Linked DNA regions of Homo sapiens: region 2 is linked to region 1. A link is a loop called in an ENCODE intact Hi-C map of the cell type or tissue named here. Cell type or tissue: heart left ventricle. All regions are shown on one strand. Links, peaks and the distances in the headings refer to the core of each region. The heading gives the core; the rest is flanking DNA. Region 1 holds the start of DZIP1L (DAZ interacting zinc finger protein 1 like). Region 2 holds the start of CLDN18 (claudin 18).

What was found. A loop is a pair of places that touch in the nucleus more often than their neighbours do. Peaks named below come from ENCODE experiments on the same cell type or tissue, not always from the same donor. Only the 100,000 strongest peaks of a DNase experiment are listed, where the experiment ranks them.
Region 2: a loop joins it to region 1, with 5 times the contacts of the local background. A loop is called at or near these places in 1 of 110 quality-filtered maps.

Annotation. Positions count from the first base shown.
Region 1 is chr3:138,114,532-138,122,867 of GRCh38, forward strand. DZIP1L (DAZ interacting zinc finger protein 1 like) reads right to left here and starts at 1,077. Exons shown (of 16, transcript NM_173543.3): 1 at 797-1,077. RefSeq lists enhancers at 388-889, 890-1,389 and a silencer at 512-731. In heart left ventricle, for the core only: CTCF peaks have their summits at 590, 792, 4,543 (motif pointing left) and 4,743; DNase peaks (open chromatin) are centred at 630, 1,030 and 4,535; H3K4me3 peaks cover 1,765 bases; H3K27ac peaks cover 1,511 bases.
Region 2 is chr3:138,005,783-138,014,118 of GRCh38, forward strand. It overlaps CLDN18 (claudin 18), which reads left to right and starts at 4,383. Exons shown (of 5, transcript NM_016369.4): 1 at 4,383-4,663. The coding sequence starts at 4,444. In heart left ventricle, for the core only: no CTCF peak of the experiment used is centred there; DNase peaks (open chromatin) are centred at 4,149 and 4,489.

The sequences.
Region 1 (8,336 bases), core at 184-8,183:
TGCTAGGGGCTGCAACTGAGAAGGGAGAGATCACCCACCCTATCTGCAGATGAGGGTGTGAGAAGCCAAGTCAGAACACCCCATACTTCCCAGGCCTCTCTCCAAAGTCCTGTTAGAAATCGAATTCCAGGAGACCAGGCAGGGGCAGCCTAGGCCCTGGGCCCCTAGGAAGTGCTCCGTGAACTAGGCCCTGCCCAGGCAGCCTCGGACCCCCTCCTCTGCCCTGCCTCCTGATCCCTGTCCTGCACTGAGCAGGTCTTCGGTGGACTTTATGCGCAGCCACCTCAGGATGAAAATACCACGTCTGCCTCCTGCTGAGGTCCAGCCCAGGAAAGGAAGAAGGGGAACGAAAGATGCCAATGCGATTGCTTTTAAATCACCTCATTACTAAAAGAATCCTCCTTTACCTACGGCACTCAGATCATCAAGCCCTCCCAAATCACTTTTCTTTTTTCAAAAAGTAAAAACCCAAGGCCGTCTTCCCAGTGAAGCCGAGTCTTGGGGCATCCCGTCATTCGTCCCCCGCGCACGGGTCCTTCCCTCCCTGGGCGCCGCAGTTCGGAGCAGGCCGAGGGGGCCGGGCTGCAGGGCCGCGCCGGGCCAGAAGGGCGCGCCCTGGGCAGCGCGGACGCACGCAGCCGGCTCCTCCCGCGCCCCGCTGCACCCCGGCAGGGAGTTCGCCCCCGCTAATGTTTAACCTCCCGAATCGCTGATCCCTCGGACTGCAGCCAAGCTACCCACCCGCCCCGCTCCCGGGACGAATTCCTGGCATAGTTTTCCCGCGCGGCCCGCTCACCGTGGGGTCTCCTGGAGCCGGGGACGGCGGGAAGACGTCTCGAGGTGGCGGCTCCCATACTCGCCCCACGTCCCGCCTCCAGACTTGCTCCACCGCCCCAGACAGCCCAGAGATGGTTCCCGGAATGCTCACCGCCCGCCGTTCCCGGGATGCTTCCCCAGCCCCACGCAGTCCGGGCGCTCTCTGCGGCGGAGGCAGAGCCTGCCCGGCCCACTCCAGTGCCGCCAACCTGCGGGACCGCGGACAGAGAGCTCCTCGGTGCGTCGGTCAGCTCGTGGCTTGGGGTCTCTGGTGCCTCCAGCTCCTACTACAGCCGCCCCGCCCCACCTCAAGAAGAGGTGGAGCCTCTCCCGGCCCCTCTCGGACGAGCTATTTTTAGGTCTGTAACGGATGGGGGAAGGCGGGAATGCCACGTTTAATCCGTTAGTAAAATCCAGGATCCAAGTGAATGGCTTCCTGGCCTTGCTGAGAGGCTGGACTTGCCCCGGTTTCCCCACACCCTGCCTCCGGTACAATCGATAGCCTGCTGTGCAGGGGCGGCCGCACCCCCCGGGCAGATAGCCCTGCCCACCCTCCTAAAGGGACCGTCCTGGTTTCTTCCTGACCGGATCCCAAGCTAGGAGAGTTCTTTGGGTGTGCCCCAGGTCTGATCAGACAGACAGCAGCCACCTTCCCTCCGCAGCCCCCACCCACCACCCCCTACCCTCCCAACCTGCTGGTTTGCCCTGGGGATGCCAACTTGGAAACCCAGGACTGAAAAACTTATTTTTTCTCCTGATATTAGTCCCTGATCTCTTCCCATAGTAGTAGTTGCTTTGCTGAGATTCCGTTTTGTGGGCACCGTAACTGTGAGTTGTGCCATAGAGCTGATATTTGGTCAAAATGTTTGTTGCTCAACTCAAATTGATAGGAGCAGGGAAAGGCTGCCCTGAGGCTTCTTGTGGACTCCTTGCAGAGATGGTTAGTCCTGGCCAGCCTGGCTAAGCACTGGCAATGTCTCCTGTCCCTAGGCCCGGCAACTCTAGTAGTTCTGGCTTAGTCACTGAAGGTGAACTCCTTCATGGCAAAGAAAACGCTAGTATGTTCTAAGCCAGTTTTCTTTCACATGTGAAAAGCAGTTATGTTTGTTTTACAATTCTGCATCTGGGAAGATAGGACATGTCAGTATTCATTCCTCTTCTCTAGAGCACTCACAAGGGGCATCAGTCAAATACCTACCCCTATTTTTATTTTAAATAAAATCCTTTTGTGGCAAAAACTTAATAGGCATTTGATAAAACCATGGCCACTTAAAAATATCTCCTTAAAGTTGCTGGGAATAGGAGGCCAGGTGTAAGGAGAGCTCTGCGCCTGGTGGAGGGAACCTCTGTCTCGCTGCTTGAAGGTTCTAGGAGTCGCTGCAGCCCCCATGAGGGTCAGGGAAGAGTGGGAAAAAAGCTCCTTTTCACACACACTCTCTCTCTCTCCACTCCGCAACTCTTCTCCCTCCCTCTTTCTCTTTTTTCCATTTCAAAGGCTTTCGTCCCACCACAATCTCAATCTGCCAAGCTCTACATTTTGAGGCAGCCAAAGCAAATGTGTATGGGAACAAGCGTTGTCAAGGACTTGCAGGGAAACTGGAACTCCTGTGCATTGCTGGTGGGAATGTAAAATGGTACCATTACTGTGGATACAGAATGGTAGTTCCTCAAAAAATTAAACAAGAATTGCCAAAAGATCCAACAATTCCATTTCTGGGTATATACCCCAAAGAACTGAAAGCAGGGATTCAAACAGATATTTGTATACTCATGTTCATAATAGCATTATTCACAATAGCCAAAAAGTGGAAACAATTCAAATGTCTATCGACAGATTAATGGATAAGCAAAATGTGGTATATCCATACAATGTAATATTAACTTTAAAAGGGAAGGAAATTCTGACACATGAATGAACCTTGAAAACTGTCTTAGTCTATTCAGGCTGCTATAACAAAATACCATTGAGTGGGTAGCATATAAACAATAGAAGTTTTTTTCTTACAGTTCTGGAGGCTGGGAAGTCCAAAATCAAGACATTGGCAGATTCGGTGCCTGGTGAGGGCCTGTTTCCTGGTTGATAGGCTGTCATCTTCTCACTGCACCCTCACTTAGTAGAAGGGGGCTGGCTAGCTCTCTGGGGTTTCTTTCATAAGGGCACTAGTCCCAATTATGAGGACTCTACCTTCATGACCTAACCACCCCCCAAAGGCCCCACCTCCCAATACCGTCACCTTGGGGGTCAGGATTTCAACCCCATTTTGCAGGGACACAAACATTCAGATCAAGGCAAAAGCATTATGCTAAATGAAATAAGCTGGACACAAAAGGACAAATATTGTATTATTCCACTTATACCTGGAAATATTGTATGATTCCACTTGTACCTAGAATAGTCCATTCACAGAGACAGAAAGTAGAATAGTGGTTACCAGTGGCTGGAGGAGGGGGAATGAGTAGTTATTGATTCATGAGTACAGATTCTCAGTTTGGGAATGATGAAAAAGTTCCAGAGATAAATGGTAGTGATGGTTGCACAATAATGTGAATGTACTTAATGCCACTGAATTGTACACTTGAAAATGGTTACGATGGCAAATTTTACATTATGTACAGTTTATCACAATTTTTTAAACATTAAAAAAAAATAGTGGATGGAGCAGGGACCAGGACTAAGTTGGGATATCTGTGCACCATGTATTCGGATGGGGGATCTTGTTCCTGCCGTCTTCTCCTAGTCAGGGCACTTTTTTCACCCCAGGATTTTCTGCCACCCACAAGAGCAAAGAGAAGAGTCCAGGCCTTGGGAGTCAAAGACACATCTACATTCCACATTCCCAAGCTACATAACCCTGGGAAAGTCACGTAGCCTCTCTGACCTTTCATTTTTCTCCTCTGTAAAATGGGAAAAGTAAACTCTACCTAGAAGAGTTGTTAGAATCAAATTAGCTAAATTACATGTAGGCTCTGCCCTGGGCCTACAAGTCAGTGGTGTGCACTCCTGACTTGACACTGTGAAATCGCCAAGGACATTTGCTTCTCAGCTCTCTTCCCACTGTATCCCTGAAATTTGCAGAAAGTAGTTCTGAGGATACCTTTGTGCATGTTATTTCCACCAGCCTCAATTTCCCCATGTGTAAATAGGGTGCCCTCCTTTGCAGGGCTGGTGTAAGAAAGTAGACTTGACATGCACCCAGATCTACCTTAGCCAAAAACCAAATCCTGAATCTTGAGCTGACTAAGACCTCATGCATGGAACCCTCACACTCTTCCCTTACTGGGCCTTAGTTCAACACTCAACACAGGGAGGAGTTACTGCATGCCTATCATGTGCCAAGTTATTTTCTTAGTCCCAAGGATACCAACAACCTCTAGAGGACTAGATCACTTGGCACTGGAAAGCTGTCATTTCTGCTGCCCACCTCTACTGTAGCACACACAAGCTCTGGCATCAGCCGTGGGGACAGGTGCATAGACCAAGGGAGACTGGCCCTAGCTGGCTAGTCCAGGAGACATTCCTGTCACCCCGAGCAGCTGGCCCATAACTGCTGGGTGGGAGGACAGGAGGATGGATTTTCAATATCCCAATGGCCCCTCACTCCCTCCTCAGCCCAGTACTAGTCACCCGCCCTCTGACCCAGCTCAGCCCCTTTCACAGACGGTCTCCCTCCTACACCTCAGGAAATAGGACACAGCCTAGACAGCCTGTAATAGGAGTGCCCTCTGCTGCCAAATGCTGGCATCACACCTTAGAAACCTGCTCTGGATCCCATTCTCCTGAAGGGAAGTGTATCTGAGGTGTATGGGACAGGTCTCCCTGCGCTGGGATGCCGGCCACTAATGAGCCCTGAGGTGATTTTAGGTCAAAAGTGTATTGTTGGGTTTTCTGCGTTGATGTATAGATAGGCAGGCATACAGTCAGAGGAGGATTTTACATAAAATCTGGTTTGCTGGTTTCTGAAAAATCTAAGAATCTAGCAACAAAAGAAAGGCCTGCACTCTGACATGTCTAGAACTGGCAGGATCTGAGAGGAAACTTTCTTAGGCAGATCGTACATTCTAGCCCAATCCCTGAAAAGTTCACTTTGAAGGAAGTCTGAGCACTTACCGAAAAGACCTCCTTTCTCAGGAAAACATCCCTTCTGCAAAAATGAAAATGCAGAGCTGGATAAGCCTGGCCTAAGGCGTGGCTGTGATATGGCCCCTCATTGGCTGGCAGTGATGGGCGGGTGGGATCTAGAAGGAGCTGCCCCAGCTGCCTCCTGCCTGGGCTTTTGCCTTTTGGAGGAGGGATTCCTCTTTGGCAGTTTGATGAAGCCCACACCCTTTCCTCAGAATGGTTTTTATTTTTATTTTTTATTTATTTATTTATTTTTTGAGACGGAGTCTTGCTCTGTCTCCAGGCTGGAGTGCAGTGGCATGATCTCGGCTCACTGCAACCTCCACCTCCTGGGTTCAAGCGATTCTCCTGCCTCAGCCTCCCAAGTAGCTGGGACTACAGGCGCCTGCCACCACACCCAGCTAATTTTTGTATTTTTAGTAGAGACGGGGTTTCACCATGTTGGTTAGGATGGTCTCGATCTCTTGACCTTGTGATCCGCCCACCTCAGCCTCCCAAAGTGCTGAGATTACAGGTGTGAGCCACCACGCCCAGCCTAAGAATGGTTTTAAATGCACCAAGCAAAACATAGAATTACAGAGGACATCAAAATATTGAAAATATAGCTATGAAAACATAAGAAAATGTGTAAAATAATAGCATTTTTGTTTATTAATGCATTAAATGGCAAGATCTAGCATCTGACCTAAAAGTAGTAAGAGTGTAAACAATTATTTCAAGATATCCGTAATAACTTTAATGTGATAGGAAAAAACTAATATTTAATGACAAAGTCACAGGTTCTACTAATACTACTGTGGTTTGTGGCATACATTCATAATTGGAAGGAATGATACATTTTGATTAACAGCTAGTAAAAATAAAGAGTAAGTTCCCAGACCCCCAAAATCTCTTCACAGCCCCCTAAATTAAGAATCCCTGCCCCAATACCACCAAGGAGAGTGCACTAACCTTGTAACTTAGTTTAGAAGATACATCTGAGATTCAGGGTCCTGACAATTCCCTTGGGTGAGAGAGCTCTGCCTTTATTTCTTGAAGGGGAGCAGAGTGACAGAAGGGTAGGGAAGCATGGCATGAAACCCAAAAAACAAAAAAAAAGACAGGTTGGATTACATAAAAATTTTGAAACATATATGGTGAAAACATCCTAAATGAGGTTAAAAAACAAAGAACTAAAAAAAATGCAGTGTAATGATACAGTATTCATGACATTAATTTATAAAGAGTGCTTACAAATCAACAAGAAATAGAACAACTCAAAAGAAGAGTGGACAAAAGATGAGATGATTCATATAATAAAAAAAATTGCCAGTTAAACATGTAAACAACCTTACCAAAATGAACATAAAAATTACATGTTTTAAATTATTATACTGACCAAAATTAAATAGATGTTTTAAACTGGTGAAAAGTGGGAAAATGGGCAGTTTCAAACAGCCTTCTTGAAAAATAATTATCAAAATTTAAAGTCCTCAAAAATGCAGTAATCAGGATTTTTTGCTATAGTATTACATGTACTATTAAAATTAGAATAATGTAAATATCCACCAATCAAATAATGATTGAGTAGATTATCATGTATCCTACAATGAAACACTATGCAACCATTATAAAGAAAAAAGTATATTATATCTTGATGTGCTAATGAAAAAAGGTACCTACGACATACACATTTTTAAAGTGAAAAACAACATACAAATAACATGTATCTTTTTTTTTTTTTAAAGACAGAATTTGGCTCTTGTTGTCCAGGCTGGAGTGCAGTGGTACAGTCTCAGCTTACTGCAACCTCCACCTCCCGGGTTCAAGCAATTCTCCTGCCTCAGCCTCCCAAGTAGCTGGGATTACAGGTACGCGCCACCACGCCTGGCTAATGTTTGTATTTTTAGTAGAGACGGGGTTTCATCGTGTTGGCCAGGCTGGTGGTCTCGAACTCCTGACCTCAAGTGATCTGCCCCCCTCAGCCTCGCAAAGTGCTGGGATTACAGGCATAGGCCACCACGGATGGCCATAACATGTATCTTATGATTCCATTTGTATTTTTTTTAACTATTTATATGAGAAACTCAGGAATGGTATTCAAAATATTTAACGAGTCTGGCACAGATACCAACCAATCAGCACTGATGCTGGCTCTTACCCTAGAGAAGGAAAGAGACAGTCCTGTTGAATTGTGGGTGGGAGTCCTGGGGAAAAAGCAAGGGCAGACAAGGTGGCAGTGCAGGGTACTTGGAAGAGACTTCTTACCAATAAGCGTGAATATATATGCAGAGAAAGAGCGAGAGGTACCTACAAACATGACAGTAGTACCCAACACGCACTTTCACTTTTTGCCCCACACAATCCTATTTGAAATTCTAAGAATGAGTAGGATTTGAAAAAAAATTAATACAGGGAAAAACACCAGCATGAGCCTATTTGCAAAATGTAGCCTGATATAAATTCATGGCATAGATTCACAAAAGGCCAGAAGGAATCCAGGGTTATCTGGGGTCCCAGGAACCTCACATTTCTTACCACTTACTACTCTTGCCATCATCACCACCACCATGTTTTGAAATGTTCCTTTTCACTAAGCAAACTGGATTCATTAAGTAATACATTATTATTTTATTTGCTACATTTTTTATTAATCAAAAACATAATTTACTGCCAGGTAAAGCTCCCTATAAACATCAAATTATCATTAATGTCAAAATGAATTTGTGTATGTGTGTGTGCGTGTGTGTGTGTGTGTGTACATTTATTTACTTATTTATTTATTTAAGATATGGTCTCACTGTCTTGCCCAGGTTGGAGCACAGTGGTGTGATCATAGTTCACCATAACCTAGAACCCATGGGCTCAAGTGATCCTCCTTCCTTAGCCTCCCAAGTAGCTAGGACTACAGGTGAGCCACCTTGCCTGGCTATTTGTTTTTTGTAGGGACAGGGTCTTGCTGTGTTGCCCAGTCTGATCTCTAACTCCTGGGCTCAAGCAGTTCTCCCACCATGGCCTCCCAAAGTGCTGGCGTTATAGGCGTGAGCCAATGTGCGTGGCCAATTCACATATTTTTGAAATATCGAAAATATTTCTAATCAAACCCCTCAAAACCCTGTTGGTCAGGAATAGTTGAAGAACCATTTGTCATGCATTCTCCAAAAATAGAAGGGAGAGACAATGTATGTGTCCCTGCTTGTCTCTAAGACAGCTAGCCCTAGAAATCCTCATCTGTGGAGACAGTCAGGAGAGCTGAAAACCAGCAGTGGTTCCTAGGACACAACCCAAAAGACAGCCATGGGGTATGGCAGCAGGCCTCAGAGCCTGACGATGGTATCAGACATCTACAAGTCCAAAGCAAGTAGCTGTGAATAAATAAAGCTGGGACATGAGACTTGACTTGTAAATATTTTTTAACAAG
Region 2 (8,336 bases), core at 129-8,128, 110 kb before region 1:
AACTTAATTTCACTCCTAGGAATCTATCCTAAAAGAGTCATCAGAAATGCTGACAAAGAGTTATATGTAAGATGTTCATCATAACATTGCCTTTTATTCAAAAAAATGGGGGAAGGTACAATCTAACTATATAAAAATAAGTGAATAATAGCACTTCTATATAATGAAATACTAACACACTCATATTAAATGATGTTTACAAGAGCTTTGGTGAAACTAATACAATTAAGTGAAAAGAGCAAAACATCAAACTATATTATCCTTTAATTATGTAAAAAAATACATACAGATAATTGATAAGAAGGAAGTATGCCAAATATTTTGTCTAGGGCTTAAAATTGTGAGCAATTTGTTCAAATTCTCTCCAAATTTTCTATTATGAACACCAAAAGGTGAAATTAAAAATTAGGGATATATGTGGTAATATTTTTGAAGAAAAAATTAATAGATGTGTCAATTATTTTTCTCACTAGTATATTCATTTTATTTCTTCCTAATTCCTAGCTATAATATTTTCTATTGTTATTTATGCCACCATTTTTGCCTAATTACCATAGACAGTGTTATAAAAAGTGGTGGAAATGTTTTCTCCAATGGCAGTAAAATAATATAAGCTCTTGGAAACTTACAACCTGAAATGACACTGCCAGGGCCGTATTTAAACCTGAATGCAGGGATGATTTCCCCTAGGAAGTCAGCAAAAATTCAGCTCCATTTTAAAGGTGATTAAACAAAGTTTACCAACCCCATTATTGTTAAACAGAATCAGACCTGGACTTATCTGGTAGAGATACATTGATATGTTTCAATAAAGCCTATTGCCATAAATGAGAAAGTCATATTTTCCTCTGCAGACCCCCATTCATTTTTTGGCAGATACGGCTAAAATAGTAGTCTGCTCAGAGCCCAGAAAACTTACCAGGAAGTGAAAAATCCTATCTTCCAGGTGTTTTAAAACACATCAGTATTTATTTCACACAGAAGAAGTGTGTAGATTTACAATTTCACTCCTCTCATTCAGTATTCTGCCTAGGTAGAGATAGTCTTAGTTTATCCTTTAAAATTAACTTTTTCTATTTTCAAAAAAGTGTCACTGTCACCATTTCAGCCAAGAAAGAAAATTTAATTCCTTATTATCTGAATAACATTTTTCCCTATTTTGAAACTCTGCATGAAAACATTTGCATAGGGAAACTGGGGGGGGAATTGCCATAGATGAAAAATAGATAACTTTAATCAACAATTTTTTTATTTTTCCATCTTCAATCTATGTTTTTGGTGGTATTCTAACACATGTATATGTATTGTCGGGGGAAGGTTAGACAAATGTCATAAATTGAACATCTGAAAATCAAACCAATAGAGCTTTTTAAGAATAAAAGGATACAATTTGACCTAGCAATCCCATTACTGGGTATATACCCAAAGGAATATAAACCATTCTACTATAAAAGCACATGCACACATATGTTTATTGCAGCACGATTTATAATAGCAGAGATGTGGAACCAACCCAAATGCCCATCAATGATAGACTGGATAAAATGTGGTACATATACACCATAGAATACTATGCAGCCATAAAAAGGAATGAGATCATATCCTTTGCAGGAACATGGATGAAGCTAGAAGCCATCATCCTCAGCAAACTAACACAGAAACAGAAAACTATACACCACATGTTCTCACTCATAAGTGGGAGCTGAACAATGAGAACACATGGACACAGGGAGGGGAACAACATATACTGGGGCCTGTCGGGGGTCGGGGGGGTGAGGGGAGGGAACCTAGATGATGGGTCAATAGGTGCAGCAAACCACCATGGCACATGTATACCTATGTAACAAACCTGCACGTTCTGCACATGTATCCTAGAACTTAAAGTAAAATAAATTTTTTAAATGAAATAAATTTTTAAAATGAGGATTAAAAAGCCTGCCTGTTGGTTGAAATAAAAGTAAGATAGACTCTGTCTATGGAAACAGTGGTAGAATCATTCCTGAATTATTCCAACAACAGTTTTCAACCTAATTGGTCAATCTATGCCCACCAGCAGAAACCAGTGTCACTTCTAACTGTTCCCTTCCCTCCTTTTAGAATTGGCCTTGTAACAACTCAAGGGACACACTGCCATCAACATTCCTTCACTGTAGATCATGTAACTGTTGCTTACCCTCTTATTTTAGGCTTTCTGGCTCATGCTTCACTAGAAACACTGATCACAGAACCTAAAGTAAGGTGTGCAGTGAAGGGGAGTGTTGCCTCCATTCAAATTAGAGGTAGTTCTTCCCTATTTGCTTTCTGTGTTTGCTGGGAATAATGCAGTGGGAGCAGAGGCTGGGTGCACCCAAGATAACAAAATGTCCAGACACAGAGGCTCGTTTCCTGGAGAACCTGTAAAGACCTATAAAGGTTAAAGATTGGAGTATGTATGTGGGGGGGGAGTGTGGGGGTGTGTGGGGGTGTGTGTGGGTGTGTGTGTATGTTTCAGGGCCTTGAGGTCCAGATTTTGGAGAGTGTCATTAAAATGTCTCCGGAGGGCTGGGCACAGTGGCTCACGCCTGCAATCCTGGCACTTTGGGAGGCCGAGGCAGGCAGATCATTTGAGGTCAGGAGTTCGAGGCCAGCCTGACCAACATGGTGAAACCCCATCTCTACTAAAATACAAAAATTAGCTGGGTGTGGTGGCAGGCGCCTGTAATCTCAGCTAGTCAGGAGGCTGAGGCAGGAGAATCGCTTGAACCCAGGAGGTGGAGGTTGCAGTGAGCCAAGATTGCGCCACTGCACTCCAGCCTGGGCGACAGAGTGAGACTCCCTCTCAAAATAAATAAATAAATAAATAAAAACAAAATATATCTGGAAGCCAGGCACAGTGAGTCACGCCTGTAATCCCAGCACTTTGGGAAGCCAAGATAAGCAGATCACTTGAGCTCAGGAATTCGAGCCCAGCGTAAGCAACATGGTGAAACCCTGTCTCTACTAAAAACATAAAAATTAGCCGGGTGTGGTGGTATGCATGTATAGTTCCAAATACTCTGGAGGCTGAGGCATGAGAATTGCTTGAACCCAGGAGGCAGAATTTGCAGTGACCCCGATGACAACACTGCACTCCAGTCTGGGCAACAGAGCAAGACTCCATCTCAAAAAATTTTTAAAAAGTCTCTGGATTCAGAGGCCAGACATACCTGGCCCCCATATCCGTCAACCAATTCTCTAGCAAAATTTAGTTGTATAGACAAAACATAACACCTGATGTCTTCAGCCAAGTCTCTCTACTGTGATTATACAATTCCTAATATTTTGACCAATTCTAGTGAAAACTTTTCTGCAAAATGTAGAAGATAGTGTATGAGATCTGAAAAGGCTCTGGAGTGTTCTAGTTTAGATCTCACATGTTGTGGATGAAGAACCTGTGACCTACAAGGGCTTAGGAGTTTGCCCCCAACCTGCCCAGCACACGACAAGTTAGGGGCAGCATCAGGAGCAGATCCTAAGCCTCTCCGTGACCAGGCCAAGGACTTCAGCCCAGCTAACCCTGGTCCCTCCTCTGGCCTTTGTGGGACCTCCTGTGTCAGCCACAGAGTCCTCATGTGGTTCTTGTGGCACGAGTGAAAGCATGACATGGAAATCAACGGGGTCCCTGGCTTCCTCTCATCCCAGTTCCAATGCTTATGGACCAAGAGCATAGATCTAGGATTTGGCTTCGTGTTCTCAAAAGTGGGGACAATTTTGCCTGCCCCTGCTGCTCCATATGGAAACAGAGAAAGAGCGCTGGACTGGAAGCTGAGGTGGGAGCCCCACCCCTGCCGTTTTTAGAGTATCTGTGGTTCCAGGCACTGGGACAAGTCCCTTAACTTATCTGTACTTTTCTTGACTCACCCCCAAAAAATGGGGATAATAGTGCCTGCCCTACCCATTTCTGTAAGATCAAAATGGAAAGATGTAAGTGAAAAAAGTCGTTCATGAGTTGTGAGGAGAAAATGTGAAAAGTCTGGTTTAAGACAGAGCACGGTGGGTGCTTCCCAGGGGCCATCTTAAGCGAGGTCAGCCAAAGTGGTCTGCAGTCACGTTCCCCGTGGTGGGGACACGTCAGCCTTTTCTCCAGATGGCGGCGCTCTCCGGAGGAGCCGGAGCTGGAGGGAGGCCGGTCTGGCCCGGAGCAGGGAGTCCTTCTGCTCCCTGGCACGGCTCTGCGCTGAACCCACCCGGCCTGCGGAGAGCAGACAAGTGCCTCTTGGGCCCGCTTCTCTAACAAATGTAAAAATAATGCCCTTGAACCAGGAGCGAAACTGAGCTATCTAAGGAAAACACTGTGAGCAAATACTGAGAGCCTAGGGAAACCATCTGATTAGAAGAGCTCCCCTCAGGAGCGCGTTAGCTTCACACCTTCGGCAGCAGGAGGGCGGCAGCTTCTCGCAGGCGGCAGGGCGGGCGGCCAGGATCATGTCCACCACCACATGCCAAGTGGTGGCGTTCCTCCTGTCCATCCTGGGGCTGGCCGGCTGCATCGCGGCCACCGGGATGGACATGTGGAGCACCCAGGACCTGTACGACAACCCCGTCACCTCCGTGTTCCAGTACGAAGGGCTCTGGAGGAGCTGCGTGAGGCAGAGTTCAGGCTTCACCGAATGCAGGCCCTATTTCACCATCCTGGGACTTCCAGGTAGGCACCGTGCACCCCGGGGTAGAGCCAGGTGAACCAGGTGAGCAGGGAAGGGGGCGTTTGCGTTAAGCCCCACTCCCACCTCTGGGTGAGGACCCTGGCAGCTCTGGCTCAGAATGAAAGGTGTGAATAAAAGGAGAAGCTGGCTCGTGTCTAATAGGGCAACAGTCATGCAGGAGAAAATGGGAGGGTTAATACTCAAGGCGAAGGAATCGCTAGTGAGGAGGCAGGCCTCAAGAAGAATGGGTCTATTGTAAGGGTATGTTCATGATACCTGGAATAAACTCGTGTTTCTCAAGGAGAAAATAAATTGTGTGCATTACTTGCATGTGGCTTGCTCCTGCCTGCACATACATGGGAGCAGGGAAGCAGGATGCTGAGTATTTTGTTATATCTGGAAAAGTTTATTGAGAGCTAATTTAATTTTCTTTCCATTTCAATTAAATTTTTCAAAGTTGGAGTCTCTGTGGGTGCCAAAAAGAATATTGCCATTAAATTATAAATATCCTTTTGCTGCATTTGTATTAAGAATATCTTGTATACTGTCCTAAAAATCAATGTATATCAAAATATAATTACAGAATTATAATTATATTATGTCAGAATATAAATATAATTATAAATGTGACATCCTTTCACCCCTAAAGATGAAATAAATTAAACCCCTGCTTTTAATATAGATAATTACTTCAAATATGCATCATAGCAACTTTGCATTCTGAATAATATGGGAGCTCTATTTGTATTTTTAAAATGCAAACAAGAAAATAATAGCTCTAGCTAATTAGTGGCTCTAAGGGGTGGCCAAGATGTGAGTGTGATGGAGAAAGGAGAACAATGTCTCTGAAACAAATACCTTTTATAAACAAGTAGATGGAAATAAATTTGCAAGAAATTGTGAAGAGGCTGTAGAGCCCTTGAAACTGAATTGAATTGTGAAAAGCAATTCAACTAATCCAAGTTCATTTTCAGAAAGAAATAGAAGATGGGTGTCAGAGTAGAAGAATTTGATTATTTATTCCATTTTTTGGAAGCCACTTATTGCAGGACCAACAGGATGACTGACTCCGGGGAAAGACCTGCTTAGGGAAGCAAGGGAGGTAGAACCTGGCCAAAAGAAAGAGAACCAGACTGAGGAGGGATTATGCTGTAGTGGGAGGGGAGAGGTGAGATGCAGGAAATGCCACACAGAGTGTTGAGTTGCTAGTTATGTCTAATTTTAACTATCATATAAAGAAAAAATATTGTCCTCATATTCAAAATTAAGGCATGATGTCTTATGACTTCATGTTCAATAACCTCTCCCCAGGGCCCCACTACATATTATCAATCTCTTGCTCACTGTGTATCACAGTCTCCATACATGGGGCTCCTGAATATTCCCACTCTCCTAAATGGGCAAACCCCATTGCGTCCACTGTGACTTGTCACTCCTATTCTGTCAACGGATCTTATCTCCATGACACCCTCTCAGAATAGCTCCACCTCTCCCCCTTGATGGAACAAGATTATCTTCCCTGCTTTCCTGCTAAGGTCAACCTCTCCTGCTAAGGTCAACCTCCCCAGCAGGGCTCTGAAGGCCTCATGCCACCTGTCTGGGATCATGCCCTGTTGGTCAGCCCCTCTCCTCCTTGCCTCTTTCATCTCTTCTCCTCACTTATGCATATGGCCTCCTTCCTGGGGAAATCTGTTGATCCTGATCATTGTCAAGTTCTGTCTCTCTCCTGGGTCACTGACAAACCAAATTAAAAGACTAAGTTTTTCCACTACCTCTCACCCTTAACCTTTCTCAGTCTGGTTTCTATCCTTCATCTCTATAGAATGTTTGCTTTTTTGACCATAGCAGAGGATGAAGGGGAGTATTTCAGTCACCAACTCCTAGTTCTCAGTTCTCATCTCCTTAGACATTTCAAAACCCAAACAACTTCCACGGTTCCCCATTCCCAGCTTAACTAGGTGCACACATAACAGCCTGACACCAAGCCTTCCTAACCCCTCACCTACCTTCCTTGGCAGTCTCTTACTCCCCCATCCTGTTTCTTCTGTCCTTTCAGTATACCTTGGACTTGGTCCTGGACATCCATTGCTCCTGCTCCCCTGAATTCCCCCCTCCACCACCCCAACTGTCCTCTCACAAATCTTCCTCCAAACCTCCTCAAGCCCCCAAATTGAATAAAGATTCCACAAGTCTCTGTACCAAACCCAGAGCATTCTCATAGCATTGAGCATATTCACCCCGCGTGACACTGCTCTCAAATCTGAGAAGCATTTATTGCATACCTACAAAGAGTACACAACACAAAACTGGCCTTGTCGGCACCGTAAATTCCAGCAGAGGGGACAGGCATGTGTGTGAATATCAAAGCAAAGGCAACACATGTCATGGGGCTTTGACACAAGTGTTTGGAGCCCAGGAAGAAAGTGGTTATTCAGTAGGAAGAGTCAGGAGGGGAGGAAATCAGGACAGTTTTGCTAAGGGAGTTCTGTTTGAGTCTGAACTTTAGCTTACTAACTTGGTTATTTGTACATTTGTGTCATTCAGCTTCTATGTGGTGTTTCCCTTCAGCTGGATAAGAATTATTTCCCCATTTCCCAGAAAAGCGCCTGGTAGAGTGAGTATTTAGCAAAGGATTGATAAACTAAGTTGAATTAAATAGTACGAATAGTTCATTTTAAGTGTTTATGCAAGCCATTGAACTAAAAACAGGTTAAGGTCTTCCCCAAAAAGGACAGTAAATCATTTTTGTACTATAAATTTTTTGTTATTATGGCTCCATATATAGAAAAGGACCTGGTCCTCCTCCTGCCTGGAACAGATTCATTTGTTCATCCAATCATGTATTTAACAAATATCTCTTGCATGCCTACTGTGTTGCAGAGACTAGAGTTCAGGAACTCTATTAGTCAGAGTAGTTAATGTCTGCTGCTGCAACAAACAAACCTAAACATCTCAATGGCTTGACACAACAAAAGTTTACTTCCTGCCCACATAAAGTCCACTGTGGGAAGAGCAGCCTCCTTGTAGCTACACTCTTCAAAGTTGCTGGGGCAAGAGAAGAAAGGCTTGAAGGAGGCACAACAGTTCTTAACTGCTTCAATCTGAAAGGAACACATGTCACTCACAGTGCGTTGGCCACAACTAGCCATATGGCCCCAGGAGCTGGGAGATGTAGGAGCACATAGCTATTGGGTGAGCACCTACTGTCTCTACCACAGGGAGCATTTGAGTAGTAACTTCCTGGGCTGCAACACATCAACCACACTAATTTCAGTTCTGCCAGACAGATAATTCCCTGAACATCAAATAGTCAAAACCAATGAGATTGCAAAAGAAGATATACCATTAATTTATATTTAAACAAATATGATAGAATTATATGTGTAAACTATCATCTGACACAAGATAATATATAGCGTGTAATTTCAGAGCTAGACATTTTGGTGGGGATGGCCTGGAATCAGGAAAGAGGAGGGGTTTAAGGTAAATTTCTGCAATGTAAAAATTCCCTAACATTTAATAACAGAGGAATGTAAATATGGCCATGGGGGTGGGGGCGGAAAGCACATTTTTTTCAAAAAGTAAGGAGGAAGAAAGGAACAGTGGGTGAGGGAGAGAGGGAGGGAAGGTGAGAAGGAAGAAAGTAGAGAGGAAGAGAGGGAGGAAGAGAGGTGG